7 separate regions of the Homo sapiens genome follow, and regions 2, 3, 4, 5, 6 and 7 are each linked to region 1. A link is a contact called in ENCODE Hi-C data. All regions are on one chromosome and are shown on one strand. The core of a region is the stretch at or near the end of the contact, and the rest is flanking DNA. Distances in the headings are between cores, read along the strand shown. Region 1 has its middle 97 kb from the start of FDX1. Region 2 holds the start of LINC02550 (long intergenic non-protein coding RNA 2550). Region 3 has its middle 15 kb from the start of POU2AF2. Region 4 overlaps LOC100132078 (a long non-coding RNA gene). Region 5 overlaps LOC105369484 (a long non-coding RNA gene). Region 6 has its middle 68 kb from the start of POU2AF2. Region 7 holds the start of POU2AF1 (POU class 2 homeobox associating factor 1).

Region 1 (4,267 bases), core at 899-3,398:
CAGCCCTCTTGCTCATGGGAACACTAGACAGCACTTCAGCCTTGTGCGTGGGGCAATCTTAAGTAGTGAAATCACCAACAAAAATAAAAATGCAAAAAATGTGCCACTAAATAGACCACAGAAAGGACACTTGTTTACAGTGTGAAACAAGAAGACAGAGTGTTGATCAACCTTCCTTGACCTCATCTGAGAATGTTTGTATCGGATGACTCAAAGTTTTCATCACTCTGTATGTCTGCAAGTAACCGTCAAAGCCCTATGAATATTGATTCAGGGGGCTATAATTCTGAAATACATTTTAGCAAGCAGGCAAATCTGCAAATATAGAATGTCAGTGATGAGTATCAGCTGTTTGTATGTGTGAACGTTGCAGACACTATGTCTCTTCCCCCTGAATGCATCTTTTAAGAATAAGGATATTCTCCAACATAACTACATGACCGTTACCCTGCCCAGGATAACTAACCTTCATTCAATAATATCATCTGTTATGCAGTTTATATTCAAACTTCTCCAATGTTCCCCAAGAATTCGAAGAGCTGTTTTTTGGGGGGGGCCTAAATTCAATCAAGGCTCACCCACACATTGCATGTAATTGTCTCTTTAGTCTCCTTTAATCTATACATCTCCTGCCTTTTAAGAAATTAACATTGATATGTTTGAAGAGTCCAAGCCAATGGTCTCTTAGAATGTCCCACATCCTAGATTTATCTGGTTGCTTCCTCATGATTAAATGTTGATGAAACCCTTTGGGCAGGATTACCCCAAAGCGGGTATTGGGTACTGCTTTTGCAGGCCAGGAGAAGGCTCCTATCACTTTGTCCCTCTATTGGTGAGGCTGTTTCATTCCTTCATTAAATTACTGCTGTAGATTGGGTGTGATGGCTCACTCACGCTTGTAATCCCAGCACTTTGGGAGGCCAAGGCAGGAGGATCCCTTGAGCCCAGGAATTCGAGACCAGCCTGGGCAACATAGGGAGACCCCATCTCCATACAAAATTTAAAACATTAGCCAGGCATGATGGCACATACTTGTAGTGCCAGCTAATCAGGAGGCTGAGGCAGGAGGGCTGCTTGAATCCAGGAATTTGAGGCTGCAGTGAGTCATGATTGTGCCCCTGCACTCCAACCTGGGTGACAGAGTGAGACTCTGTCTCAGGAACAAATAAATAAAAATGAAGTGCTGCTCTAGGTGAAGTAGGGTCAGCGCTGTAGAGGTGAGGGCCTGAAGAGTGGAGGAAGAACCAGGGATCATTGTTGTGAATGGGGAAGGAAGTCTTAGGGGCTGAATCCCGGCAGCGGCCTCTCTCCCAGGAGCAGAGGGCCTGCATCTGTCCTGGAGCCCTTCCCTTGTCAAGAGCATGAAGAAACACAGCGTCAATGTCTGGGGGCCTACTTTCAATTTCCAGTGAAATTAGGACAAAGTTCCTTTAGGCTTGATATCATTTCTTTTAAGCCTGAGGCTTGAAGTTGGAGCATTCTAAATGCGTAGGAAACTGTTATGAATAGCAACGAAAGGCAGAGTAACTAACACCTGACATAGCTATTTTCCTTGCCATTGCCTCTGCATGATTTAATATTTAATATGCTTGTGGTCAAACCAAGTCTGAACAGAGCAAGCCTGAAGCACTTCTAGCAACACAGCCAGGTGGCCAGGAGCCCAAAGTGATATAACTGCGGTTTACTCACAGGCTTTCAGAGTAACCTTTAGGGCTGGTTGAACTCTCAGACACCACTTAGCATTTCCTAACAATGATCTGTAATGCATTTGGGAAGCCTGTCTGAATCACCCAATTAGATCATGCTTTCTAATGGGCCTCAATGCAGAGATGCTGCCAACAGCTTTGGCAGAGGCACACAGAGCCCCCTTCTTTACAAGGCATCTTCCACTCTCTGTTTTTGATTTCACTCTCACAACATCACTGTGTTGTATCCCAGGTGGATGCTACTATTCCCACTTGCAGATGAGGAATCTGAGGCTCGCTGAAGTTAAGTGACTTGTGCAACGTCACAAAACCATTGAATGGTTGCTGTGAGCTTTCAACTCAGGAAAGGGCTTGACTTTCCCCTCAGGTGCCCTTTCCACTGTGGTGTTGGGAGTTAAGTAGAGGCAGACAGGTCATTACTGGATGGGAAATGCCCTGTGAGCCATTGCCAGCTATGTTTCTGTGTTGGCCTCCAGCAGTGCTTGTCTGATCAGAGACAGGGGTTATGTGGTTAGAACTGGGAAGAAGGCACCCACTAAAATTCTCTAGTGACTTGTTTTCACTTTTGTTTTAGGTTTAGGGGTATAAGTACAGGTTTATTATATAGGTAAATTGCATGTCACAGGGGTTTGGTATACAGATTATTTCATCACCCAGGTAATAAGCAGAGTACCGGATAGACAGTTGTTGAATCCTCACCCTCCTCCCACCTTGTACCTTCAAGTAGGCCCCGGTATCTATTGTTCCCTTCTTTGTGTTTACGTGTACTCAGTGTTTAGCTCCCACTTACAAGTGAGAACGTGGAGTATTTGGTTTTCTGTTTCTTTGTTAGTTTGCTGAGGATAATGGCCTCCAGCTCCATCCATGTTGCTACAAAGGATATGAGCTCATTTTTTAAAAATGGCTGTGTAGTATTCCGTGGTGTATATGTACCACATTTTCTTTATCCAGTCTACCATTGATGGGCATATAGGTTGACTCCATGTCTTTGCTCACTGTGAATAGTGCTGCGGTGAACATACATGTGCATGTGTCTTTATGGTAGAATGATTTATATTCCTTTGGGTATATACCCAATAATAGGATTGCTGAGTTGAATGGTAATTCTGTTTTGAGTTCTTTGAGAAATCTCCAAACTGCTTTCCATAATGGCTGAACTAATTTACATTTCCACCAGCAGTGTATGAGCATTCCCTTTTCTCTGCAACCTCGCTAGCATCTGTTATTTTCTGACTTTTTAGTAATGGCCACTCTGACTGGTGTGAAATGGTATCTCATTGTGGTTTTGATTTGCATTTCTCTGATGATTAGTAATGTGGGCATTTTTTCATATGCTTTTTGGCTGCATATTTGTCTTCTTTTGAAAACTCTGTTTATGTTCTTTGCCCACTCTTTAATGGGGTTGTTTTTTGCTTGTAAATTTAAGCTTATAGATTCTTGATATGAGACCTTTTTCAGATGCATACTTTGCAAATATTTTCTCCCATTCTGTAGGTTGTCTGTTTACTCTGTTGGTAGTTTCTTTTACTGTGCAGAAGATCTTTAGTTTAATTAGGTCCCATTTATCCATTTTTGTTTTTGTTGCGATTGCTTTTGGAGTCTTGGTCACAAAATCTTTTCTGTAGCCTATACCCAGAATGCTATTTCCTAGGGTATTTTCCACAGTTTTTATATTTATGTTTTACATTTAAGTCTTTGGTTCATCTTGAGTTGATTTTTGTATATGGTGTAAGGAAGGAATCCAGTTTCAATCTTCTGCATATAGCTAGCCAGTTATTCCAGCACCATTTATTGTATAGGGAGTCCTTTCTCCATTATTTGTTTTTGTTGATTTTGTCGAAGTTCAGATGGTTGTAGAGGTGTGGCTTTATTTTTGGGCTTTCTACTTTGTTCCATTGGTCTATGTGTTGGTTTTAGTACCAGTACCTTATTGTTTTGATTACTGCAGCCTTGTAGTATAGTTTGAAGTCTAGGTATAGAATCATATTGTCTACAAACAGAGATAGTTTGACTTTGTCTCTTTCTATTTGGATGGCTTTTATTTCTTTATCTTGCCTGATTGCTATGGCCACGACTTCCAGTACTATGTTGAATAGGAGTGGTGACAATGGGCATTCTTGTTTTGTTCTGGTTCTCAAGGGGAGTGCTTCCAGCTTTTGCCCATTCAGTGTGATGTTGGCTATGGGTTTGTCATAGATGGCTCTTATTATTTTGAGTTATGTTTCCTAAATGCCTAGTTTGTTGAGGGTTTTTAACATGAAGGGATATTAAATTTATTGAAAGCCTTTTCTGCTTCTGTTGAGATGATCATGTGGTTTCTGTTTTTATTTCTGTTTATGTGATAAATCACATTTGTTTATTCGTATATGTTGAACCAACTTGTGTCCCAGGAATTAAAGCCTACTTGATCATGGTAGATTAGCCTTTCTATGTGCTGCTGGATTCAGTTTGCTAGTATTATGTTGAGTATTTTTGCATGTATGTTCATCAGGGATATTAGCCTGAAGTTTTCTTTTTTCACTGTGTCTCTGCCAGGTTTTGGAACCAGAATGATGCTGGCC
Region 2 (3,873 bases), core at 710-3,209, 570 kb after region 1:
CTTATTCACTTGGCAGTCTTTCTTAAAATTATTATTATTATGGTAACAACACTTAACATGAGATGTACTATCTTAACCAATCTTTAAGTGTATAAATACAATACTGTTGACCCTAGGTACAATGCTGATCAGCAGATCTCCAGAACTTACTCATCTTACATAATTGAAACTGAAACTATATACCTGTTGATTAGTAACTTCCCATTTCCCACTCCCACCACAACCTGGCAATCACCATTCCACTCTCTGATTCTACATGTTTGGCTGTTTTAGATACTTCATATAAGTGGAATCATGCAGTATTTGTTCTTCTATGACTGGCTTATTTTATTTAGCATAACATCTTCAAGGTTCATCCATGTGGCGTATTTCAGGATTTGGGTTTTTTTTTTAAGGCTGAATAATATTAGCTTTTTTTTTTTAAGGCTGGACAATAATTTTAAAAGATGTATGTCTATCCATACCTTTTTTGTAGTGTTTCCTGTGGGCTCATATTTCCCTGGTTGGTAATATGAAATGGGAGACACAGCCAAACTCTCATCCCTGGTTATCGTGCCTCTCCTAATATGCTTAAACAAGAAGGGGGCATGCCCCAAAGTGGAAGACCCTGGCTCTACAGCCTGACTCTGCCCATCATTATGTGCACAGCTCCTGCTCCCTGTCCCCAGTGTGAGGTTCCTCTGTTGATTTTAATTTACTAGCCCTCTAATGGGAAGTGGGGTGGAGTGATAAAATACCCAATACCACCACCAATTTGCTGTCTAACGGTTCCTCACCACAGTGAGCACCAGCATGGCCCTGAGGTTGCTGTGGATCCTGGCTGCACTGGGATAGAACTGATGGGGATTTGGGTTTGTTGTTGTTGTTGTTGTTTGTTTGCTTGTTTTTTGAGACGGAGTCTCGCTCTATCACCCAGGCTGGAGTGCAATGGCACGATCTCGGCTCACTGCAGCCTCCACCTTCTGGGTTCAAGCGATTCTCCTGCCTCAGCCTCCGGAGTAGCTGGGATTACAGGCATGCCACCATGCCCAGCTAATTTTTGTATTTTTAGTAGAGACAGGGTTTCGCCACGTTGGCCAGGCTGGTCTTGAACTCCTGACCTCAGGTGATCTGCCCACCCTGGCCTCCCATAGTGCTGGGATTACAGGTGTGAGCCCCCAGGCCCAGCCGGGATTTTTGGTTTTAATGTTTGTTTTTGTTTGGCTTTCTAGAAAAAATCCACTGGTGGAGGGACAAGCATAGGTCCTCAAATAATAGACTGGAAATGGAAAGAAAACCTAGCTCTATAACTCCTCCACTTTATCCTCAGATCCTGGTGCCTCTCCTACCACAGCTACTGTTTTCTCCCATATAAGGATACAGGCACTTTCTCTCTCCCCAGAGCCATCCCAATTTTTAATGTTAAATGCTCAAATCTATACACTTTCTTGTCCCTTCTATGGCATTTCTGCAATTGAGTTTGGGAGAAAGAATTAGAAGTAAACGTTTTTATATCTTTTTTTTTTTTTTTTTTTTTTTTACTTTAAGTGATTTCCTACAAAACGTATGCCATGTTTCCTGAATATGAACTTGGTTCCAAATTTTCTGAGTATTTTTAATTGCATCTGATATGACTTTTGTCTTTAAAAGCTCACATTTTTTTACTTCCATGTCTTTCCTGATGTTTGGCAAATTGCTATTTAACATTTTCTGTTATCTTAAAGTTTATTGTGTTTCAAAAGAGATGTCTAAACGTTGCAGAACTTTCTCCTTAGTTCAGCTAAAACCGGGCTCTTGTCACATGACCAGGAAAGATTAGGCTCGCGGACACACACAGAAGGGTGAGGAAAACGGAATTTACTGGGGGAAAAGGAAAAAGAAAAAACTCTCACCAAAGCAAGAGTCCTGCTAGCAGGTTTCCCGCCTCACAGATTGAAGCCCAGGTCGCCACACAGGAACAGGCTCCTCCCCGCTGCAAATGGCGTGAACTTCTGGAGGCCCCACCCCGTTCTCCCAGTGCAAAGGTGGGCGTTATTCAGAAAGAAACAGTCCGGAAGGGGCGGGCTTCATCCGGGACCAGAAGTCCGGTTTTTCAGCCTTCAGGCTGTTTTAGGCTTGAAGGCAGGGTTTCGCTGGGGACCCTTGGCTGCCTCCTGCCTCTGTCATAAGCATAAACCATAGATTTGGAGGAATGCATGATGAGTCAGAAAAGCCTTCCCATTCTGGGATCTAGTTGAGATTCTCTGTTGGGCTAGGAAGAGAGGGTCTGAGAGAAACAAAATTCCTGTAGAACTTGTGGGTCCCTTGCAAAAAGAAGCTTGGTGAAGAAATGCTAAACTCTCAAACAGAACTGATGAATATAAGAGGGGAACTCAGATCCCTGGGAGACACAGACTTCGGAGGTGAAAGTCTGGGTGTTGTGTCAGCAAAGACTGGCCCATAGCTGCCTCACAGAGTGTCCCTCGCTCTGGTGGAGTCTGAGAGCCACTGAGAAATCCTGGGCAGCCAAGATTGCCATGGAAATTGTCAGGGTCCTAGGTGGTCCCACAGAGTGCCTGGTGGCCTGGTGGCTTGACATGGACTGAGAGTTGCAGGTTCAATTCTTTGGAACCAGAAGGGTCGTAGAAGAAATGAGGAAATTCTAGGAACCTAAAAAACTGTTTTCAGTTAGAAACATGTGACAATTAGCAACCATAATAGACTAATTACAGACAATGGAATGTGAATGAGGATTACTCACAAATGTTGGTCTCTATAAAAGACAAGCCTTGGTACAGCATCACACTCCCATCCCCCGATTCTGGGGAGAAAGACAGGGCATCCCAAATCAACTGAAACTAAGCACTACAGTTTCAGTGGTATGAAGACTCACAATATAATTTTTTTTTCTGTTCTAGAAACTCACATTTCTTCTATCTCATTACCTGTGGTCAGAAATTACCTCATGTGGCTTCAACAGGGCATTCTGTACTAACCATGGTAAGCAATCTGCTCAGTCCCCAAAGCATAGGTTCATGTCTGCCACAAATAGAAAGCCCTTCCTTACACCTCACACAACTTCATCTTCTAATGCCTGAGTGTTGCAAGGGAGCTGGTAGCAGTCTCCCCTTCACTTGAATCCTAATGTAACCATGATTGAACAATCTGGACCATGTGAAAACTCTGCATTTATTTCTGTATAATCACCCATGTAACTATACTGGTCTTCTATATTATACCAAAATGAGAAGAACAAGTCTTGTTAAAAGATATAATTCAGTACAGAATCTAAAACCACCACAGAGTGATGCCTGTCAGTTTGACAAAGCATTTAAGCCCTTACTGGGTTTAATGGCAGGCAATGGCAAATCTCTTAAGGTTTGTAGCAGTGGCTGTCAAGGTGCACATGTTTTTGCATGTAAAGGTCATTTTATTTCTACCTTAACTATTATATAATAATTAACATTTTGTCACTTCCTTTATTTGACATTTTGCATATACTTTACATACATTAATTCATTTAACCTTTACAAAAATCTGTGAGCTAAGGACTATTATCTCCATTGACAACTCAGGAATCTAATGGCAATGAGCTCAAGGCAACAGAGGTATTGATGACCAACCCAGGTCTACAGGCTTCCAAAGCCTATTCTTAACCATTAAGCTATTCTATCATCCCAGTAGGTCTTTTCTCCCCAGTGCAAACTGTCCCAACAAATGTAATTAAAAAGAAAAATATCTGGTCATTTAGGGACACCAGCCATGAAAATGTATTTCTAATTCAGGAAGAGGAGGCGGGGGAGGGCACTCTCTACTAACCATGGTAGGCAATCTGTTCAGTCCCCAAAGCATGAAGTTTGATTTTTCTTTTTATCTGGCGTTTATGTTCAAGGGAATATAAATGTCAGGAATCAA
Region 3 (3,870 bases), core at 615-3,114, 700 kb after region 1:
CTAACTGGAGGACAAATTGGAAGGACATAAAGCACAAACAGTTCAGAGAAGTCGGAGAGGCCAAGAGTTGTTATCAATAGAGTAGAGGTTATTCTCTTAGTGATTTTCAGAGTAAGCCCCTAAGAAGATGGGAATTTCATTTTAAACTTAATAAAGAATAGAGGACTACTGTATCCAGGGGGCTGACTGTGTTCTCTCCCTTCACAGCTCCGTGCATCCAATAGTTGGCCAGTGAACCAATGACTTTGCAGTCCCTACTGTTTGCAATGTGGAGACAGACAGGAGAGCCGGTTCCCACCCCTAGACTGCTGGGAGGGAAGACACGCACTCCAGTAACAATGCCCAGCAGATACAAAGCATATTGGCACAGTACCTGGCTATAAGAATCACTGAATAAATGATTTTATACCAAACTGATTTCAAAGGTTTTATATCAGAGTACCCAGAAATGTAAACCAGAACAAAAGTGCCAAGTTAGATGCACAATGGTTACAAGGGAAGGGAGTGCCGAGAGCAAGCTGATTGTGGGCAGGATGTGGGGGGCGGGGCAGCCAACTTTGAGTTGGAACGCTGGAGTTACAGTGTAGGGGTTCTGCCTCCCACAGAAAAAAATTCAAGGCCAGGGGAGCAGATTACCAATCTTGTGTCAGCTTTGTGGTCAGAAGGAGAAGTAGCGTTCTCTCAGTCCTGGAAGGAGGAGGCATACCAAGAATCCTTCTTAGAAGACTAGAAAAGATGTGGGCTCGTATTTTATCGTGAGGGCCAGGAAGATGGCAAATGGAGCCTACCAAGGACCAAAGTTTGCTTGGTTTCATCTAGTGTCTAACTGGATCAAATAAATCTAGTGCTAATAAATAACAGCTACATCATTACAATGGAACAATCCTGAGACAGGCCAATGTCTTTCTCCCCATTTCTCAGATGAGGAAACTGAGGCACAGAGAAGCTATGTGACTCGCCCATGTTTACATCATTTGTAAGTGGAGCCGGGATTCAAACCTGGCCCTATAGATTCAGAGCCTGTGCCCTTAACCACATGGCTTTCCCACCTGTGGTAAACTAGAGAGTTCTGCATGCCCAGACCACTCAGAGAAAGAGGCACCTCCTCTATGTGCCATGCTATGTAGTGATCCACAGCAAAGCGTAGGGGAAAGAATTGGAGGGATAGGCAGGGAAGGTCGGGAAATGGATTCCTTCTCTGCAACCAGTCATGGAAGGAGCATTTCAGGTTGATGTCCGCGATTTTCAGGAAGAAAAGAGTACCTTCCTTCCAGGTCACTGCAGTTCCCAAAAAAATCCTCGCTCTTGCCCAGCTGCCGGGGCAAGCCCTTTTGGCGAGCTGCGGATAGGGTTGAGGCACCACCTAGTGGCTTAAACTGAAAATACTCCCAAATGAATGTCCCTGGTGAAAGGAGGCAAGAGGGGAAATCGTGATCGCCCAAGGCAGGAAAAGGGAATCGAAAGCAAAAACTACTCATGCTCAAAGCCTCCTTTCTGCATTCCCCTCTAGCCTACAGCTACGCATCATTAAAAGATGTCCTTTTTATGCCAGCCTGGTCAAGAACTATTATGTTGTTGTTCGGGTTTTTTTGTTTTTGTTTGTTTGTTTTGTTTTGAGACGGAGTTTCGCTCTTGTTGCCAAGGCTGGAGTGCAATGGCCCGATCTGGGCTCACTGCAACCTCCGCCTCCCGGGTTCAAGCGATTCTCCTGCCTCAGCTTCCCGAGTAGCTGGGACTATAGGCTCGTGCCACCACATCTGACCAATGTTTGTATTTTTAGTAGAGACGGGGTTTCGCCATGTTGGCCAGGGGTCTCGAACTCCCGACCTCAGGTGATCCGCCCACCTCAGCCTTTCAAAGTGCTGAGATTACAGGCGTCAGCCACCGCGCCCGGCCAGGGTCAAGAACTTTTATGTGAGGGAGGTTAGTAGGTCAGGTCAATGGATTTCAACACCCCCAAAAGAACTGTAGTCTAGATTAGGCATGTGAATAAGGAGAGTTAGGGAAAGGAGGGCAGATAGGAGATTCAGTCTGAGGGGAGAGGTTTAAATACAGCTTCTAGAACTCTGAGCAATGTTCATACATTGGTGTCAGGTGCAGATGAGGCTGTCAACTGGTGAAGTCAATTCAGGATGGTTGATAAGAAGGGTTTGTGCCAGGGTCCAACCTCAGGAAACTAGGCAGCTGATTGGGCTCCCTCACTCCACCTCTAGAAACCTGGGGAGATGGGGAAATTTCAAGCATTCAAAGGATCAGACAGGAGAGGTGGAAAACAGACAAAATCAGATTCAGGAAGTGGCCAAGTTTAGTGTCAATTTATGCCAGGTTGAATGATGGTCAGTCTGTACAGATTTGGTCCCAAGTCTGTTCAGGTTAGCAGCGTGCAAGGTGTGATGGAACCCTTGACCCTGCAGGCATTGATATTCTGTTATGTTTTCTAAGAATGATACTCTAGATGTTTCTCTCTGCCCCTGGGCTTTGTTACATCTGCTCTCCAGGCACCCCAGCCCCAGCAACCCCTCAGTATTCAGACCAAGGCAGAGGATGGCATTTCTTCTATTTGACCATCAAGGACTTGCCCTTCGGGCATATCAGGACTGACACTGCAACTCACTCCTTCACCTTTCCTTTAGCCTCTGTAACTCAGCTCCCTAAAGTTTCAGGCTCCCCTGCCCCGTTCTCTCTTTTCTATTTTGACTCACCTTTATTTTCACTTTTTAATGTTGACTCTATCCTTGAGTGAAGTGTGACTTCACCTTTTGTTCTAAGCTGAGCTCAGGGCTCAGTCTCACTAGCGGTCAGATGGTTTTGCTGGTCAGAGTCGTGTCAGGAGCCTCTCCACTTGATCTCAGATTCCTGCCACAGCTGCCAGACTGCTGTTTCTCCTTATTGCAAAAGCTCAGGCCATTGAAGAGCTCCCTAAACTTATGTAGGCTAAAGGGATCTCCCTTGGGTCTTTATTTATTTATCATACAGAACTGATCATCCCCAGGGATCAATGAATGAATGAGCCTTCCTATGTCTATATTAGTGATGTATTTATGTCATAACATACTTAACATAGTCGTGTTTCCAATTGTATATGCCTGAAAGGCTAAACTGCTGTAACAGGCCCTGAGTTACAGTGTCTTCAAAATAAAGTTTATTTATCTCTCATGTTACAGTTCAGAAAAATATCAAGCTATTTTTCTGGACTCAGTCATTCAGTGACTCTTCCATTTTATTTCCTCACCACCTTTCAGAGAATTTCCCTATGTTCAGTAAATATTTGAGCACTTACTATTTAAAAGGTTCTGGGTCACATTTTACAGGAGATAGGTAGTTCAGCCTTCTCAGAACTCAAGATCTAATGGGAACACAAAGCAAGTAAAGGAATAAGTACAGTTGAGAGAAGAAAAACAAATACAATAGAGAGATCTGCAGGGATCAAATGAGGAAGGAATCACCTTCAGTTCAGGGACAACAGGAAAGTCTTCACAGAGGACATGTGTATAAGATAAGATTTGAAGGATAAATAAAATTTTAGTAAACAACAGAAGAAAATGTTACCAGTGGAGAAAACAGTATGAACCAAAGTTTGAGGATTAAAATATATATAGAAATGCTCCTAAATGTCCATCAATGATAAATTGGATAAAGAAAATGTGGTACATTGGTTTCACCGTGTTGGCCAGGATGGTCTCGATCTCTTGGCCTCACGGTCCGCCCACCTTGGCCTTCCAAGGTGCTGGGATTGCAGGCATGAGCCACTGTGCCTGGCCTTCATTTTTTCTTTGAGTCAGGATCTCACTCTATCACCTAGTCTGGTGTGCAGTGGTGCAATCATGGTTCACTGCAGCAAACTCCTAGGCTCAGGGAATCCTCCTGCCT
Region 4 (4,173 bases), core at 1,089-3,588, 890 kb after region 1:
AGTAAGCTCCATGGTAGCCAAAATTTTGTCTGATTTTTGTTGGTCTTTTTTTATTTCTATATTCCTTAGCCTTTATATCAGTGTTTGGCACAGAATAGACATAAAATAAATTCATTGAGGGAATCATGAAGGTATGAGGCAGATACATGAGAACCCCAGAAGGTCATCCAGTAAAGTCCTAGGAGCTAGAGCAAAATCCAGTGGAATGGTGTCCTGAAGCAGACAGAAATATGATAAGTCAGAGAAGGCAACGGTGTCAAATCAGGTCAGCTGAATCCAGTGATTAGGTTTAAGAAATTAATTGGACCAGAAATGAGAGACAAGGCCCAAGAGTCCAGGGCTACAATAGACCAGAAAGCTAGAACAGGGTAGAAAAGAAGTGAGCAGGTTCAAAAGAATTGTTTCAATCAAGACTACAATGCTCAAAGCCCACTTTGTGATGTGGAGATGTTATGGCCTATCAGTAGGCTGCTGTGGTTCAAAGGCACAGAGGTGGGTAGGACAAATTCTATTTCATTTCAATCCATCTTGGAACTACTTGATTTTAGGATACAAGAAACGAGTTTCTTAAAGTTTACTATCTGTATTTGATTTAATTTGTCCTAAGTTTCTTTCTTTCTAGCTTAAAAGATGTCCCATAACTTATGTATTTCAGGGTAATACAATAATTTCATGGTGTATTGCATACCACTTTGATGCTGACACGGCTTTTCTGATGATGATGATACCATTTTCACTTTCAAAAGGGTTTGAGGCAGTTTATAGAATAATAACAACAACAGTGAATAACATTCATGTGGTGCTTACTATGTGTCAAAAACTGTTCTAAGGACTTTACAGATATTCACTCATCTAATCCTTCCAACAGTCTTACGAGGTTGGTACCTTCATTATCCCCACTTTATAGGAAAGAAAACAGAATCCCAAAGAGGTTAAGTGACTTGACCAAGATCACTCAGCTAGCAAATAGCAACACCTACAATAAGACAAAAAAATAAAATCTGTAAGAACCAAGTCATAACGGAAGAATGGCGAGTGGGAAGAAACTAATTTTATCATAAAACTTGGGGAGAGAATGTTATAACTCAACACAAAACTTCATTGTAAGCTTCCTGGAAGCCCAGGGGAGAAGGAAAATGGGTTGGGCTTTATCCAAAGGTTACCTCAGGCAAATTTTAAGAGAGTCTTGTGACACTAGACCAGAAGCATTAAAGACGGGTGGTCGGTGTGAGCAATGCCACTCTAGAAGGCAGAGTCGGAGAGAAGTGCAGAGTCAGAGGCCACTGGGGTAAGTAGATTGAGGTGCCAAAAAGGCCAGCAACAGAGGTGGAGTGAGATAGAGACTAGAAGGAGGTGGAAAAGGTTCCAAACACAGAGAAGGCAAGAGTCAGCGTAAACCATCAATGCAGGGGAGGGTCAGCACTCGAGTGAGTCATGGAAATGCAGAATTCCGATCACAAAGTCCTTTTATACCTTGCTACTTAAAGTGTGGTCCTTGAACCAGCTCAGGAACTTACTAGAAATATAGAATTTCAGGCCCCATCCAGTTCCACTGAATCAGAATCCACATGTTTCACAAGCTCCTCAGGTGATCGGAATGCACACGCCGGTTTGAGAAGCACTGCTTTGGCATGGGCCTTGGTGAATGCCCACATAGCAGTAGACTCTGAACACACACCCAGTGCTGTGATAGGTGCCCTCACATTCATTATCTCCTGGGATCCTCATAACAATCATACAATAAAGATATCCTTTTTGTACTCATTTTACAGATGAGGAAATTGAGGCTTACAGTCATACCTAGTGAGAAACAGAGCTGAGACTTGCCCAAACCAATTACCTTCCATTCCATTCAATTCATTTCTATTGGCATTTCAGTTAGAATTTATCCTGGCCAAGGCAATAGCAGACAAGCTGCTGCTGGCATCATTCTGAAGGGTAGAAGCAGGGGACCTATATCAGAGTGTGTTACAGCAAGCAATGGAGGAAGGCTCAGCAGTAGGTTCTGATCGAAGAGAAGGGGACAGATGAGAGCAGGTAGGATGGATGTCTTCCAAGAAGGTACAACCAGAGCCTTCCGGGAACATGGCAAATTTGGCCCTGAATCCATCCAGAAAACAAGTCCTTCATATTACAACTGGCGTAGCTCCAGCCAGGCCACGCTGCCCTATCTAAGACCCTCCCCTTCCCGCCCCCACCTCAGCTAGCTGCAGTGGTGTGTTACCCTTCTGACTGTTCCGTTCATTCAGCGAAATGTCAGTGTAGGAGCAAACTGAGAGTGAATGTGTCTTTCATTTGCCAATTAGTCATGTACCACCTAACTGCTCATGTGTGTGATTTGAGCACGTGTGTTACATGTTACTTAATTTTTCCTTTATTGGTGATTGGTTTAATGAAGTTGCACATGGGCCAGGATGGTCTTGTATCTAATTGGCTTCCACAGAGTACAAGGTGGACACAGAGTGCATGTTTAATAGATTTTTAATGATGGATCACCTCTTCTAGAGAACAAAACCAGAGCCCTCAGTCCCTCAATGCCCCACCAGGGAGAGCGGTCCAGGTGGAGGAGATGAGTCCTGAGAGCTGAGTGGGTCCACCTACATGGGTTGGCCTGATGGTCCCTTCCTCGCCCAGTTGAACCCTCCTATCAGGGCTCAGGGAATCCCTGACACGCCTCTCCCCTCCTCTTTCATCTTCATGGGAAACAGAAACCACCAAATGTGGGTGTGTTGTGTGAAGACACTAGATGGTGTTCTCGTCCGGGCAGCTGTTTTGCTGTGTTGTTTTCCTGCCCCTTCCTGAGAAGATAAGATCTGGACAGGCTTATGATTCTCTCCCACAGACCCTCAAAGGCAACAAGCAAGCCAAGTTCATTTCTCAGGCACCTTCTCAGAAGCACACCCCACATCAGTATGTTTAATGAGATCCGGGTCACTTGAAAGCAGCAGCGAAAGCAGCTTCCCTAAAACACAGGGCAAGATCAGTGCCTCCTCTGAGCTTCCCTTTCTTCTCCCAAGATCCCCAGGCAAAACTGATTTGCATGGGCAGCCAACTTGTACCTCCTAGAAGGAAACTTGAAGCCTGAAGTCGCTGGAGATACCAACACCTTCCCCAGCTGTAGGGGGGTCGGGGGAGATGAGCACTTAACAGAAAACAAAATTTGCAGGTCTTTGGGGAGGCTGGGGAGAGGGAAGAAGACTGCTCTGGAAAACACAGAAGGAGAATAAAAGACAGAAACAGTTAAAAAGAATAAATGACTATGAGCACAAACTCTGCTACCTGGCTTCAAAATGGGATTGCAGTTGCAAGATGGCCCCAAGATATGAACTAACTCCTCTGGGACCCAGATCGAAGCCCAGGTGGCAACTGCACCTGCCTCACCCAGTGCAGAACACAGAATTAGTCCTGCTCTGCAAAGCCCTGTTATTGGCTTACTGTTACCAGTGACCCCCGCCTCCCCTGCAACCCAAAAGGACGGAAACCTAATTTTGATCACTTTTCCCTCCTCCAAAGCTGCTTCTCCTTCATTCCTCTACAGACCCCCTTATATTGTAAACTGGCAGCTGATAATACCATTCACTTTCAAACCAATGTTTACTGAGAAGTCAGAGGAAGTGAATATAAAAGATAGGGCTTGCAAAGACAGAGGGCAAAAGAATTGGAGATTTCTTCTTCTATTTGAAAGCATCATGCCCTCCTGACCTAGGTCCCAGAGACCAGGCTAGAGAGAGAAAGAGAGACACTGAGGTTCCTGGTGTATCTCCTGATGTGCAAAATGGCAGGAGGAGGAGGCTGGTATTGCTTATGGCCCCACGTGACCTAAGGATGGCCTTTCCCAATGGTGAGCCCAACAGCCTCCCAGAGAATCAGGCCTCCAGAGCAGAGCTGGGAGGGGAAGACATGGCAGCCCTGGAGGCTGGGCCTACGGGGTGGGGGAAAATTAGAGGAGCCAGAGACCCACAGTTTAGAAATACAGTGGAGGTCAGGTGCAGTGGCTCATGCCTGTAATCTCAACACTTTGCAAGCCTGAGACAGGAGGATCCTTTGAGCTCAGGAGTCTGCCATCAGACTGGACAATATAGCAAGACTGTCTCTACTAAAAATCAAGAAAAAAAAATAGCTGGGTGCAGTGGCACACACCTATAGTCCCAGGTACTCGGGAGGCTGAGGCAG
Region 5 (3,920 bases), core at 1,421-3,920, 560 kb before region 1:
AGAGTGGAGCCAAAAACCATAGAGAAATAATGAACTGAGGTTTGGGGAGCTATGCCCAGGGAGCAGTAATGGGGTCTAAGCCAGTAAGAATATTCCCTTCTCCCAAGGTAGGGGAACCTGGCAACATTGATCAACGAGGATTTCACAATGGCTATAAACCATGACCGCTATGTGCATCTCACTCTTCTCCTACTAGAAGACACCAGCAGGGGATGAGATTTGGAAGGATCTTGAGATGGACGCAAGCACCTGTGGGAGGGATGTGAAGAAAGGCAATGGAAAGCAGACTGGGGTTAATTGAATTATTTGTGCCTGTTCTTTTTTTCCCTCAAAAGAGAATTAGACATAACTCATTCTTGCCATCTTCTCAAGGCAAGCAGAGGATACTTCCCCATCCCTCACTTTAGGCTGGGCCATGTGACTTGCTTTGGCCAATCAGAAGTTGGTAGACATGAAGCAAGCGGATGTGCTGTGTGGTTGCACTCATCCTCTTGCCCCCTAGGAGACTCCCATGAGAAGAGCTTCCCCCTGGTAGCAGATACCCCTTCAACCTGGGCTCCAAAATGAATACAGAGCAACATACCTGAGCCCAGACCTGCAACCTGCAGCCAAGGCCGGTTTACCTGAAGCCAAAAGCAGAGTCTCATTCCAGCTAACCCGCAAACATAAGCAAAATAAGTAAATGTTTGTTGTTTTCGGCCAGACAGATTTAATGTTTGTTATGCGGCTTTATTGTGGCAATAGCAGACTAAGATATGTATTTTCCCATGTCATTTCATATTCTTTAAAAAGCACTCTTACAAATACATTGATTCCATTGAAAAATTTCATTTAGTTAACTATTTCCTGATTCTGAAATATTAGGGTTTTTACTAAATCTGTTTTTTTGCCTCTATTTTTTGCTTCTTATAACAATGCTATTAATAACATATTAATCCATAATTTTTCCATACTTTGATTTATTTTCATAGGGTTAAAACTGGATAATAACATCTACTTCCCAGAGCTGTTGTGATGGTTAAAAGACTTAAAATAATTAAACGCTAAACATATCATCTTTCATGTAATAAGCATTCAGTAATGATTGCTATTGTTTTTTGTTATAGAGTTCCAAAAGTAAGAAAAACAATTCCAAGCTCTTGATATGAAATATAAAACTATTTTCCAATAGTTATACCAATTTATACTGCTAACAGCATCATGTGAGTTTTAGCATACCTTCAAACAACTCCATTTTTTTAACCTTGGCTATTTTGACAGTTGAGAAATAATATCTTGCTGATATTTTAATTTTTATAGCTTTTATTACAAGTGAGGTGGAAATTATTTTATAAACTGTCTAACCATTTATACTTTCTCTTCTGCAAATTACCAGTTAACACGTCCATTTAATATGCCCATTTCCATCCAGTCATGATGTTGGTCTTCCTCTGACCTGATAGACTTACCTGGTGCCAAAGAACTGATTGATTTCTGTGCTTTTCAATATGATAGCCACCTGTGGCCACTGGGCACTGTGCCACAAGTTATAATATTTTGGATATAGTGAGTTTAATGAAATATATTATTAGAATTTATTGTATATGTTTCTTTTTACTTTTTAAAATATAGCTACTAGAAAATTTTAAACTACATATTTCTATTGGACAGAGCTACTTAGACCTTTGAATATCACTTGCTCTGAAATTCTTCTTGGTCAAAACTCTCATTGCCCACACCCTTATGTTGGGTTCTCCTGCTATTACATGGTCTATCAGCCATAGTCTGTTGTTAACCTTCTAGATAATGCTGTGTTGAGTCCAATCCCTCTCCTCGAAATCCCTGCTGCATTTCATTCTCCGAGTCTCACCTCCTCCTAATTCAGTTCCATCCTCCTGTGATTAATCCTCCCAAGTCTCAACACATCTCAATTAGGTTCTATTACAGATTCCTGGATGAAATGGCAAACTTGATTAGGATTTTTAAATCCTATAATGTGTGTTAAATAGATTATACTCACTGCTATCTATGTTTATATTCCATTTATTCTATTTCTAGCAATAAAACATGGCTTTTCAAATGCTGAGTATTTTTTATTTGAAAGTGCCATTGAAAGGTTACAAACATACAAAGCTAATAAACAATTGCATATGTTTTTCAAATTCCCCTACCTCTGCCCACACCTTCAAACGTAACCACTGTGAATCCTCTCAAAACCACAGTTGGTGAAGACAGCCAAAGGTTATATCTGTAGCCACGAACCCTCAAAAGTTTCCTAACACCAACTCCAGCTGACTAAAATGTCACAGACATTTACTTATAATCCCTGGGGTTTTTGAATCTATAAGGCAGCATGGGTATGGGTTAACTTACCTGGCCACAGTAGAATTTTTTAAAGCCCTTTATGAAGGATTCAAGAAAAAGAAGTCTGTAACGCTGATGCAAAGTAGAATTCTTAATGTATTGAAAGGGATTATCATATGTCACGTGGAAATTCAACCTCGTTTTTTAGATCCACAGCTCTTTCCTTGTTGCCTAAATTCGTAATCGTGAGGCTCATTTGCCTTAGAGAAGTATCTGCAGCACATTTTTAATGCCAGACCTGCTCCTTCCGCCGTTCTTGCCCCTTTCCAGCAAGCTATTTCCCACCTCCCCCAACATCCCCATGGCTGCCCAGGAATTAAAACCAATTTGAATATGTAATCATGTGGAATAATAAGCACAAGTGTACTCTCTGGGGTGCTCTCTGGCTGCTACTCATCTCCTTGCAACTAGTTTCCTAAGTGCCTTTGAGAGATGCTGAGAACGCCATGTTGACGGTTAACCTTTTAACAGTTTTGCCATTCTCTGTTCACTCTGGCTACAAGCCCAGCTCTAAAGGAGGCACAGGAAGTGGGGTGAAGGAAGGGTTTCCTTCCTTCTAAGACTCACTGGAGAAACATTCTCCATAGCCTGAGGAAGAGAGTTGAGCAGGCTTTGAATAGTGTATTTTTAAAACATTCATTATTCTGACAATGGAGTTTCATGAAACTAGCTTTTATTCCTTTTATGCAAGTCAAACAGAGATTGCCCAAAACATATTACCATGCCAGGAAGTAAATAACTATTGCCTTGTTTTATGAATATGAGAAATTTCTGTGAAGATGCCTAAATATTTTGATTAATTTAAAAGCAGATGAGCTGATGTGTAGGTATTTACAACATCAAAGTACTTTTCTGATTGACTCAGTTTCAAAAATGCAATATAAAAGGTAGAGCATTCATCTTAAATAGCAATTTAGAAGTGGATGCTTTGGGTATTCTGAGGCATTCAAAATCTGATTATTTTGATACTGATACTGCTATTTTGATGCAAACACTGCAGTGATCAATTTGGTGGATGTGAGGGGAGGGCCTCACTCGGTATCTAGTATTCCTTATTAAAATGTAAAAGCACCCACTGTACCTCTTGAATATATAAGAATAATGAGCCATACCAGTAAATATCTGAATTGCAATCAGTGTTGTTTTGCCTGTATCGTCTCATTTCATCTTCAAAGCATGTGTCTGGGAGATAGATATTATTAGGAGTAATCACTGATGTTGCTGAGATTGAGACTTCCTTCGCAGTTGGTTATAAAGATCTAAGAATAAATCATCTTTCTTGAACTCGAGCATATCCATTAAGGTCAGAATTTCTGCAGATTGAGCTGGAGCTATTTTTAGGTACGGTTCTAAAGCAGCTGCAATTCAAGTGTCACAGTGCATGCCTTTTTGGCTCAGCAGTTGATAGTTCTGCTTCGTGCTACTCTCCTTCCCCAGACTCCTGGGACCATCGCATAGAGGGTGCTTGAGACATGCTGCACTGGACGATGCACACACCCCATCTCTCCAACATGACTGTAAGCCCCTTTAGTTTTACAATATGCAAAACCTTAGCACAGAGCTCTACGCAATTAATA
Region 6 (4,080 bases), core at 459-2,958, 650 kb after region 1:
GTAAATCATGTTTGCCTGACTTAGCAGCTGTGTGGCCTTGTGGACCTTCCTTCAACCCCTCTCAGCTTCCATTTCTCCTCTGGAATATGGGAGTCATAACTGCTACACGGAACAGTTTTGAAAATGAAATGAGAAAACACATAAAGAACCCAGGTCAGGACATTGGCTCATAGCAGCCATTCAGTGCGTGTTGGTTTCCTTATTCCCTTCACCTTTCTGGATTAGGTCACATCCAGTGCTTCCCACATGCCAAGGCCAGTCTGAATGTCTGGCTCTCAAACTTTTGGGGATCCAGATGCTTTGTGCCTCTAATTAAGGTTATAGATCATCTCCCCTAACAAGTTCATGTGCATATAACATTTTGCAGGCAATTTCTCACAGACTCCCTAGTATTCACTTATGGACCCACTTGGGGTCCACAAATCCAGGTTAAGAATGCTGGACCTAAAGAATCTTGGGACAGTAAAGGACTGTGGTGTGTATGAAAGATTTGCTCACCAACTATAAAGAAACTAGAGGTCCTAATCATCTCCAAGACACTATCTGGCAAGTTATATATTTCTGAAGCCTGAATTGACATGTACAGGTCCATCTTGTGGCACTAGTAATAGCATTCTCACACACACACACATATGCATACACACACATGCACACACACATGCTGGCACACACACACATCAAGTATCAATTTGCGATCACTAGTTTACATGGAAACTAGGAGCTTCATTGGAATAAAAGCTTGAACAATAGCCAGTACTATGGTTCGGACATCTCAGATATTCATGATCGAGTAGGAGTCAAAGATGCAATGGAAACCACAGTGAAGAAAGGAACCGAAAAGAAAATTCACCAAGCAGAGGAAATCAGCAACAAGTCCTGGCAGGTCACAAAGAGAGAGTTTCAGGTGGTGACCTATGCTTAAAGCCTTTGTTAAATCTAGCTGTCTGGGCGGCATGTGTGATCCTGGAGAGAAAGGAGCCTATGTAACAATGGAAAGAGCTGTTCCACCAAACCCTGCAATGCCTTATGACCATGTGATCCACTGCAGTTCATCCTGCCCCAATTAAGTGCAACACAGAAGAAAAAGCATTTTCCTTCCCCATTCCATGGAGGGGCTGATGGCAGTGGTGGCCTGGATGAATCAGGAGGGATCTGGGCATAACTGGGGACAGAGGCCCATGCAGAAAGCTGGAACCAGAGAAGGGGCACTAATTGGCATGACAGAGGACAAAATAAGAGTAACCTGGACCCACAGGCACAAGTAAGAACCCTTAAGGGATGCCCAGAATACTTGAGAGAAGGTGTTTAATATCATTAAAAGCTCAGATTGTGTCTGTGGGTGTATGTGTGTGCATGCACACACAAGGGCATGTACATATGTATGTATATATGAAAGTTATAAGTGAGAGGTGGTGTCTTAGTCCATTGTGTGCTGCTGTAACAAAATATTACATATGTGGTAATTTATAAAGAAAAGAAATTTATTTCTGACAGGTCTGTAGGCTAGGAAGTGCAAGGTTGAGTGAGTGGCCTGAATCTGGTGAGGGCCTTCCTGCTGCATCATCCTGTGGTGGAAAGCAAAAGGGGAAGAGAGTGCAAAAAAACAAGAGACAGCAAGAGAAGGCTGAATTCCCCTTTATAACAAATCTACTCTTGCAATAACAAGCCCACTTCCTCAATAATAACATTAATCCATCCATAAGGGCTAATTAGGGCTAATGACTTAATCAGTTCTTAAAGCTCCCATCTCTCAACATTGTTGTGTTGGGGATTAAGTTTCCAACACATGAAATCTGGGGGGTATATTCAAACCACAGCAGGTCACAAGTCCTCCCTGCTTCATAGGCTCCTTCTCTGGACCAAACCCTTCTTCCTGTTTTTATTCTTGCCTGCACACCTGGTCCAAGATGCTTAAGATAACAGGCTCTGGGGCCAGAGTGCTAGGCTTTAATCCTGACTCTACTACATAACACGGTCACTTTAGACTATTGTTTTAACCTTTCTGTGCCTCAGTGTTTGAGTATTAATGTTAGTATAACCCTATTCACACAAACCTGCTCCTGCTCTTTTTTTTTTTTTTTTTTTTTTTTTGAGATGGAGTCTCACTCTGTCACCCAGGCTAGGGTGCAGTGGTAAGATCTCAGCTCACTGCAACGTCCGCCTCCTGGGTTCAAGCAATTTTCCTGCCTCAGCCTCCTGAGTAGCTGGGACTACAGGCACGCACCACTACACCCAGCTAATTTTTGTATTTTTAGTAGAGATAGGGTTTCACCATGTTGGCCAGGATGGTCTCACTCTCCTGACCTCGTGATCAGCCCGTCTTAGCCTCCAAAAGTGCTGGGATTACAGGTGTGAGCCACCGCGCCCAGCCACAAATCTGCTTTTAATATTTAGGGGCATTCTAGCAATATATACAAGGGAAAATGTTCACTGCTGTATTACAGGTGTGATACAGTTTGGATGTTTTCCCCTTTAAATCTCATGTTAAATTGTGATCCCCAGTGTTGGAGGTGGGACCTGGCGGGAGGTGATTTGCTCATGGGGCAGATTTCTCATGAATGATTTAGCACCATCCTCTTGGCACTGTCCTCAAGATAGCGAGTTGAGTTCTGGAGATCTGGCTGTTTAAAAGTGTGTGACCCCTCCCCGCCCCCTCTCTTGCTGTCTGTCTTGCCATGTGAGATGTCTGCTGCCCCTTTGCCTTCTGTCATGACTGTAAGCTTCCTGAGGCCCCCCCAGGAGCTGATACTGGTGCTATGCTTCCAGTACATCCTGCAGAACCATGAGCCAATTAAACCTCTTTTCTTATAAACTGCCCAGCCTCAGGTATTCCTTTATAGCAATGCAAGAACAACCTAACGTAAGGCGCCCAAATCATTTTCTCCATGAATTAATCCCTCTCATCCTCTACTCATCCCAAGTGCCCTTTCTCAGAGAGTCTGCATCAAGAATTCCTATCGAGTAGTCAGTGAGCAGGGCAGTTATACCCATCTGTTTAGCCACAGCTAACTGAACCAAGAGTGGACACCTAGCCCAAGCATCAGATCCCCTTCCACAATTCTGAATGGAGATCCAGAGAGCTGGGTCAGAATGTGAACATGCACCTAGAATGATTTAAAGCTACAGTCAGGTCAAGTAAATGCAAAGAAGAAAGGGTCATTTTGAGAAAAAATATAGACAATAATTAGACAGAGAGAGGAGCAGAAATGTGAGACCACACAGCTCATAAGAGGGAGAGGGGAGAGGAAGCCCAGCAGCATTTCTTACCCTTGGTTCCATGAGGGACTTCTATATCCACCTCCTCTCAGATCTTAAGTTTGCTGGAGTGGCTTTCAGGTACTTGGCACCAAACAATTCTAACACAAGTGTTATCCAAAGGAGTTTAGATAGGTTAGGTACCTAAGTGTCATCCTTGTACAAATGTGGCTGCCACAGACAAGACCAGAAGCCAGATCATGCCAATTTCTGCATAGCAGAAGGTATGGAGTTCCTGATTGCCTCAGGGGGAAGTAGGTAAAAATAATAATATTCTCTCATTCAGGCTGAAAGGGTTCTGAGTTTTCTTTGATGTAACTACATCATTGGACCAAATTATCTACCAAATTCTTCCATTAGATTCATATTTTAAAGTTATCTTTTAATTATCTATTTAAAAGTGCATTATAAATAGCTATGCAAAAATTACCACATTTCAGAATTCTTCATCTAAATTTAGCTTTAGGCTAAGAAAAACCACATTATCCTTAAATGAGAAAAAAATATAAAGGCAATTGTGATGACACATTGTTCCTGTTTTGGCTTGTTCCGGTAACATTTCAAACTGTTACTAGAAATAACGAGATTTTTTTTCAAACCTATGTGTTCTCTTTACCATCTCTACTTGTATGGGAGGTATGTGTGTGCACGTGTACTATGTGAATGTGTGTATATGGACATGAGTGTATATGGATCAGAGTGTGTATACGTAAGTATATACATTTGTGTAAATGTATGTACGTGTGTATGAGTGTGTGTACCTATGTGAGTGTGTGCACATGCATGTGAGTGTGTGTACATGCGTGCAGTGGGTAATAGTGAGCA
Region 7 (4,074 bases), core at 1,349-3,848, 850 kb after region 1:
TTCAGCTCATGCCTCGAGGGTGTTTTCTGAAAAAAGAAAGTGCCCTTTCAGCACTCTTGGTGTCTGATTTCAAACCCTGCCCTTCCATCGGGTGACTCTAAGTGGGCTGACATGCTGCCCTGTTTTTACTGATTTTCCCACACGGTTTAGTCACCCAGGTGCCCTCTATACCACATACTTGGGTTCAGGCTAAGGGGGTGGGTCCAGAGCCCAGGGTCTCTCCTACTTTTCCTTTAAGGCTTAAAGGACAATTCAAGATAATTTTGATTTGTGTTCATCTGAACATGTGGAAACATTCACCCCAGTTATTCCATTGATGAGCTTACAATGTGGTCTCCCTTACAATGGAGTTTTGATCTATCTGACTGGTCTCCAGGGTGTGAGCAGGAAGCATGCCCTCCAGCATCCCCTTTAAAAAATTTGGGGGACAGGTGCAGTGACTCACACCTGTTTGGGAGGTCAAAGCGGGTGGATCACTTGAGTCCAGGAGTTCGAGACCAGGCTGAACAACATAGTAAAACACCATCTCTACTAAAAATACAAAAAAAAAAAAAACAGCTGGGTGTGGTGGCGGGCACCTGTAGTCCCAGCTACTAGGGAGGGTGAGGCGAGAGAATCACTTGAACCCAGGAGGCAGAGGTTGCAGTGAGCCGAGATCGCGCCACTGCACTCCAGCCTGGGCAACAGAGCAACACTCTGTCTCAAAAAACAAACAAACAAACAAAAAAAGTCTGTTCATCTCTTAGAAGGAATTAGAAATGAAAAAATGTACTACAGAACCAAGAGGGGAGAATATGGCAGATGGTGAATGCAGGGAAGCAACTCATATCTCAGAGGCTGATGCAGACAGAGCAATGAACATGACTTCGGTGGCACCTCACTTACTAAGGATAGATCCTCAGTGTGGATATGATTTTTACCCCCACTTAACATACAAAAAACCTAAGGATTGAGAAAAAGGAAAGTGGCTTGCTCATAGAAGGTAGGAGCTGAGGCAAAACTCCTTCCAGGGGCTCACACAAAAATCAAATGATTCAGCCCTGAGTGAAAGGGCACACAGATGCTTAGGGGCCCCCAGTAAAAAGATGAATGCCCACCTGCTCTCATCCACACAGCACTCACAACAGGGTCAGCTGCCATTGTCCCAGAAAGGATAGGCTGCCGCTGCTCCATCGCCTGTTGGGAAGAGTGGCGTGCCAACAATTCTTGAATATTCCTAGTTATCTTGGAAGGAGTCCATAACTCTCAAACCCAAATTAAAGCTCATTTCTCTTTATTTTTTTAAAAAATTGACCTTTTGATATCAAACAATGGTGGGTCTTCACAACCTGAGAAATTTTGAAATCACTCTTCTGTGTTACTGGTTAATCAGCTTAATTCCAGAGAAATTTACATAAGACATAAAGCAAACAATAAATTGGTGATGACAGTGTCACATTTTAATCAATGAAGTTATATTTTCCGAACTTTAGTGGATCCAATCAAGTATCTTTCCATAAAATAAAAACATTCCCTAATATATCTTCTTCTGTAAATCTAGATTCTCTTATATTAAGCTTGCTTGAGGCACAGCATACTAAAATTAATTAAAACGAATTTTAAGGAACCAAGAATCTTTAAGAGAAAGACAGAGCAATTTTTGGTCATTCTTCTTGCTTGAGGAAGTATAGAACTAGCCCCAATAAGGTTCAACTCTCAGAAGCTGATGAGTTGACGCTGTTTACCTCGTGAAAAGAATGTTGTAAATAATCTGTATTATTTCAGTTATTAGTAAGGTAAGTCGCTGTTTGGTCCACATAAAGGAAAATAAAGTTCACAATTGTTTCATCCAACTCCGGGGATAAAAATCAAGGCCAAAGATAAACCCACTGCATCCTTTGCAGTGGGATGGACAAGCCTTGTCACAGAAGGGGAAAAAGAATGACGAAAGGCAAGACAGTGGAGCAAGTGAGGACACGCTTCACCGAGCCAGATCTCCACTCCTCCCAGGGTATCCACAGGGACAAGTCACACCTGGCAGAAAGCTAAGTCACTCAGCTAGAAACAGGCCCAGGGAATTCAACAGAAGGCTGAAGAGCCACTGCTTATGGAAATAAAGCCCCTCCTGTAAAGAACTGCATGGCTTTTCCCTCCCAACCCCAAACCCATCCCACATCTGGCTTTTGTTGTGTGAATCATAAACTGCCCTTTCTTCACCACAGTGATTCATGCACAGAAGCGGAGGTACCCTGAGCCGTCCCACCTTGGAACACTAGTTCGTTCCCCTCCAGCCTGGAAAATCAGCATCACCTCTGACAGGCTGGTTTCTCCACCAGGCTCCATCCCGCCCACCTCCCCCCTCCCTGCTCCGGGGCTTGGAACCCAGACCCCCTCCCCCCGTGGCCCCATCACCTCCACCACCAGCTCCCCAATTCCAGACCAAGCTGTGATCGCCCTGCCCCGCTGGCACTCGCTTGGGTCTGACAGCCACAGCCAAACCACTTACGTTTTTGCCAGAGCATGGCCTGTGACAGGATGTTGCCTTTTCTCTTTGAAGCCGACAGTTTGGCTTCTTTAATGTGAGACCGGGGTGTGTTTTCCTCCAGTGGAGCCACCGCTTGAGCTGAGGCTGTTTCCTGGGCTTTTTAAAGGCCTGGGTTCCCGCTGCGTGGGCCGCGTCATCACATCCTCCCACCTCAGGCACCGGTGCAACGTTTCTGCAGCCAGGCCGCCTGTCACCCCACTGTGCGCGCCCCAGCGGCCCCGGCCCAGAGCGCTCCACACTCGGAGCTAGCCAGCTGGGACAGAGCAACAGCGCAGCGCGGGCAGCCACAGCCTGCACCGGCCCCGCGGGGACCTGCTGTGTGTGGGTGTGAAGGTGGTGTGGGGCAAGCTGTGGGAACCCCGTGTCAAGCCCTCCCCAGGCCAGTGATGAGCCCAAAAGCTCCTCTGGAAAACGTTGATCTTTGCACGGCGCCCATGCAGGCTTCCAGGCCACCAGGGCATGGGCAGGACTCAGCCCGCCATGGGCGCCTGCTCAGCGGGAAATGCGATTCCCAGGGGTCACTGGTTCTCAACTGGGAGGAAACACCTGTCATCTCTTCAAGCCTCAGTAAACAACCTCCTCATTCTTTCAATATTGCTTTTCTGTTTATTCCATTTTGAAACACAGTAGCCCCTCCCCTCGCCCCCAGCCACCCCCAAAATGGCAAGGCTTAATCATGCTGAAATATGGGGGCGCTGGCTCTGATGTCGGCTATGCCCACGGAAAAAGAGGCCAACCCTCAAGGAAGGAAGGAGAACATGCCCGTGCTCTTTGACTGGATCTGGGCTTGTAGGCACAAGATGAACAGAGCCTCTTTGCGAGTGCCCACCCACTGATAACAGGAAGCTTCTTTAAGTAAGTCATGGGCTCACCATCTGGAAGTGTAGATGGTGTTGGCTACCGGTTCCTTCACAGTTTGGAAGCCTTCTGCCACTGCATATCTGAGGTCCACATGCTCAGGCTCCAGGGACTCAGTCAGTTTGGGGTCAAGACCCCTTGGCACACCCCCTAGAGCAGGTGTGGGGCCTTGCTGCTCTGCCATCCATACTGCCTCAGAGCCATCTTGCACCACCTAGACCTGATCATGCTATCCCCTAGCCTACAAAGCATTCACCTTCTCCCTTCAGCCACAGAGCTGGAGGCCTAGAAGGCCTCCCACAATCGAGCCGTTGCCTTCCTTTCCAGCCTCACCACCAACTGCCCTCCTACCACTGGTCCCAGTGCCCTCTAAGCACCACCAAACACCCATGCAATTCCCTGCCTTTGACCTTGCCGTCCTCTCTTGCCGGAAGGACAAACCCCCAGCCCAGAGAATACTTGTTCGTCTTCTCAGATCTTAGAGCACTTTGTTCATTATGTGATGGTGAATTGTCACATGACTCTGACAGTTTCTCAAGGAGGTTTCATCTTTGCCTCTCCAGTGCCCCACACAAGACCTGGAGCATAGTGACCCCCAATAAAAATTCATCTGATAAAGTTATGAATTACTGTCTCTAATCGGTTGCTGATTTGAGGGCAGGTCTTGAGGAGAAATGCTGTCAACATTTTAT

The links. Hi-C counts contacts between places; a loop is a spot of excess contacts on that map. Pooled maps may share reads with other maps.
Region 2: a loop to region 1 is called in a map with no recorded cell type, with 10 times the contacts of the local background. The contact joins the promoter of LINC02550 here to the enhancer-like site in region 1. A Hi-C loop is called at or near these places in 4 of 37 single-sample maps with no recorded cell type and 4 of 50 pooled maps.
Region 3: a map of mammary epithelial cell shows a loop between it and region 1 (4-fold over the local background). The contact joins two enhancer-like sites. A Hi-C loop is called at or near these places in 1 of 168 maps with a recorded cell type or tissue (mammary epithelial cell), 14 of 37 single-sample maps with no recorded cell type and 10 of 50 pooled maps.
Region 4: a loop to region 1 is called in a map with no recorded cell type, with 9 times the contacts of the local background. The contact joins two enhancer-like sites. A Hi-C loop is called at or near these places in 6 of 37 single-sample maps with no recorded cell type and 4 of 50 pooled maps.
Region 5: a pooled map shows a loop between it and region 1 (9-fold over the local background). The contact joins two enhancer-like sites. A Hi-C loop is called at or near these places in 2 of 37 single-sample maps with no recorded cell type and 3 of 50 pooled maps.
Region 6: a pooled map shows a loop between it and region 1 (16-fold over the local background). The contact joins two enhancer-like sites. A Hi-C loop is called at or near these places in 7 of 37 single-sample maps with no recorded cell type and 4 of 50 pooled maps.
Region 7: a map with no recorded cell type shows a loop between it and region 1 (3-fold over the local background). The contact joins the promoter of POU2AF1 here to the enhancer-like site in region 1. A Hi-C loop is called at or near these places in 6 of 37 single-sample maps with no recorded cell type and 3 of 50 pooled maps.

What each region holds. Positions count from the first base shown.
Region 1 is chr11:110,524,368-110,528,634 of GRCh38, forward strand. No RefSeq gene overlaps it. Among named protein-coding and RNA genes, the nearest start is that of FDX1, 97 kb to the left of the region's middle. Within about 2 kb of position 2,149, at least 4 of the 41 ENCODE cell types and tissues checked have a DNase peak (open chromatin) inside an H3K27ac peak, as active enhancers do.
Region 2 is chr11:111,095,359-111,099,231 of GRCh38, forward strand. LINC02550 (long intergenic non-protein coding RNA 2550) reads right to left here and starts at 1,960. Exons shown (of 2, transcript NR_149131.1): 1 at 1,872-1,960. LOC102723966 (a long non-coding RNA gene) reads left to right here and starts at 1,797. Exons shown (of 3, transcript XR_428993.4): 1 at 1,797-2,003; 2 at 2,877-2,958.
Region 3 is chr11:111,229,212-111,233,081 of GRCh38, forward strand. No RefSeq gene overlaps it. Among named protein-coding and RNA genes, the nearest start is that of POU2AF2, 15 kb to the right of the region's middle. Within about 2 kb of position 1,865, at least 7 of the 41 ENCODE cell types and tissues checked have a DNase peak (open chromatin) inside an H3K27ac peak, as active enhancers do.
Region 4 is chr11:111,411,779-111,415,951 of GRCh38, forward strand. It overlaps LOC100132078 (a long non-coding RNA gene), which reads right to left. Exons shown (of 4, transcript NR_046085.1): 2 at 4,141-4,173; 3 at 3,060-3,203; 4 at 2,464-2,962. It also overlaps a transcript of BTG4 not described here. Among named protein-coding and RNA genes, the nearest start is that of POU2AF1, 35 kb to the left of the region's middle. RefSeq lists an enhancer at 2,494-2,833. Within about 2 kb of position 2,339, at least 4 of the 41 ENCODE cell types and tissues checked have a DNase peak (open chromatin) inside an H3K27ac peak, as active enhancers do.
Region 5 is chr11:109,968,546-109,972,465 of GRCh38, forward strand. It overlaps LOC105369484 (a long non-coding RNA gene), which reads left to right. Exons shown (of 3, transcript XR_948004.2): 2 at 3,781-3,860. Among named protein-coding and RNA genes, the nearest start is that of ZC3H12C, 120 kb to the right of the region's middle. Within about 2 kb of position 2,671, at least 4 of the 41 ENCODE cell types and tissues checked have a DNase peak (open chromatin) inside an H3K27ac peak, as active enhancers do.
Region 6 is chr11:111,175,908-111,179,987 of GRCh38, forward strand. No RefSeq gene overlaps it. Among named protein-coding and RNA genes, the nearest start is that of POU2AF2, 68 kb to the right of the region's middle. RefSeq lists an enhancer at 1,996-2,065. Within about 2 kb of position 1,709, at least 4 of the 41 ENCODE cell types and tissues checked have a DNase peak (open chromatin) inside an H3K27ac peak, as active enhancers do.
Region 7 is chr11:111,376,677-111,380,750 of GRCh38, forward strand. POU2AF1 (POU class 2 homeobox associating factor 1) reads right to left here and starts at 2,599. Exons shown (of 5, transcript NM_006235.3): 1 at 2,486-2,599. The coding sequence starts at 2,501. RefSeq lists enhancers at 2,526-2,575, 3,226-3,315, 3,536-3,755.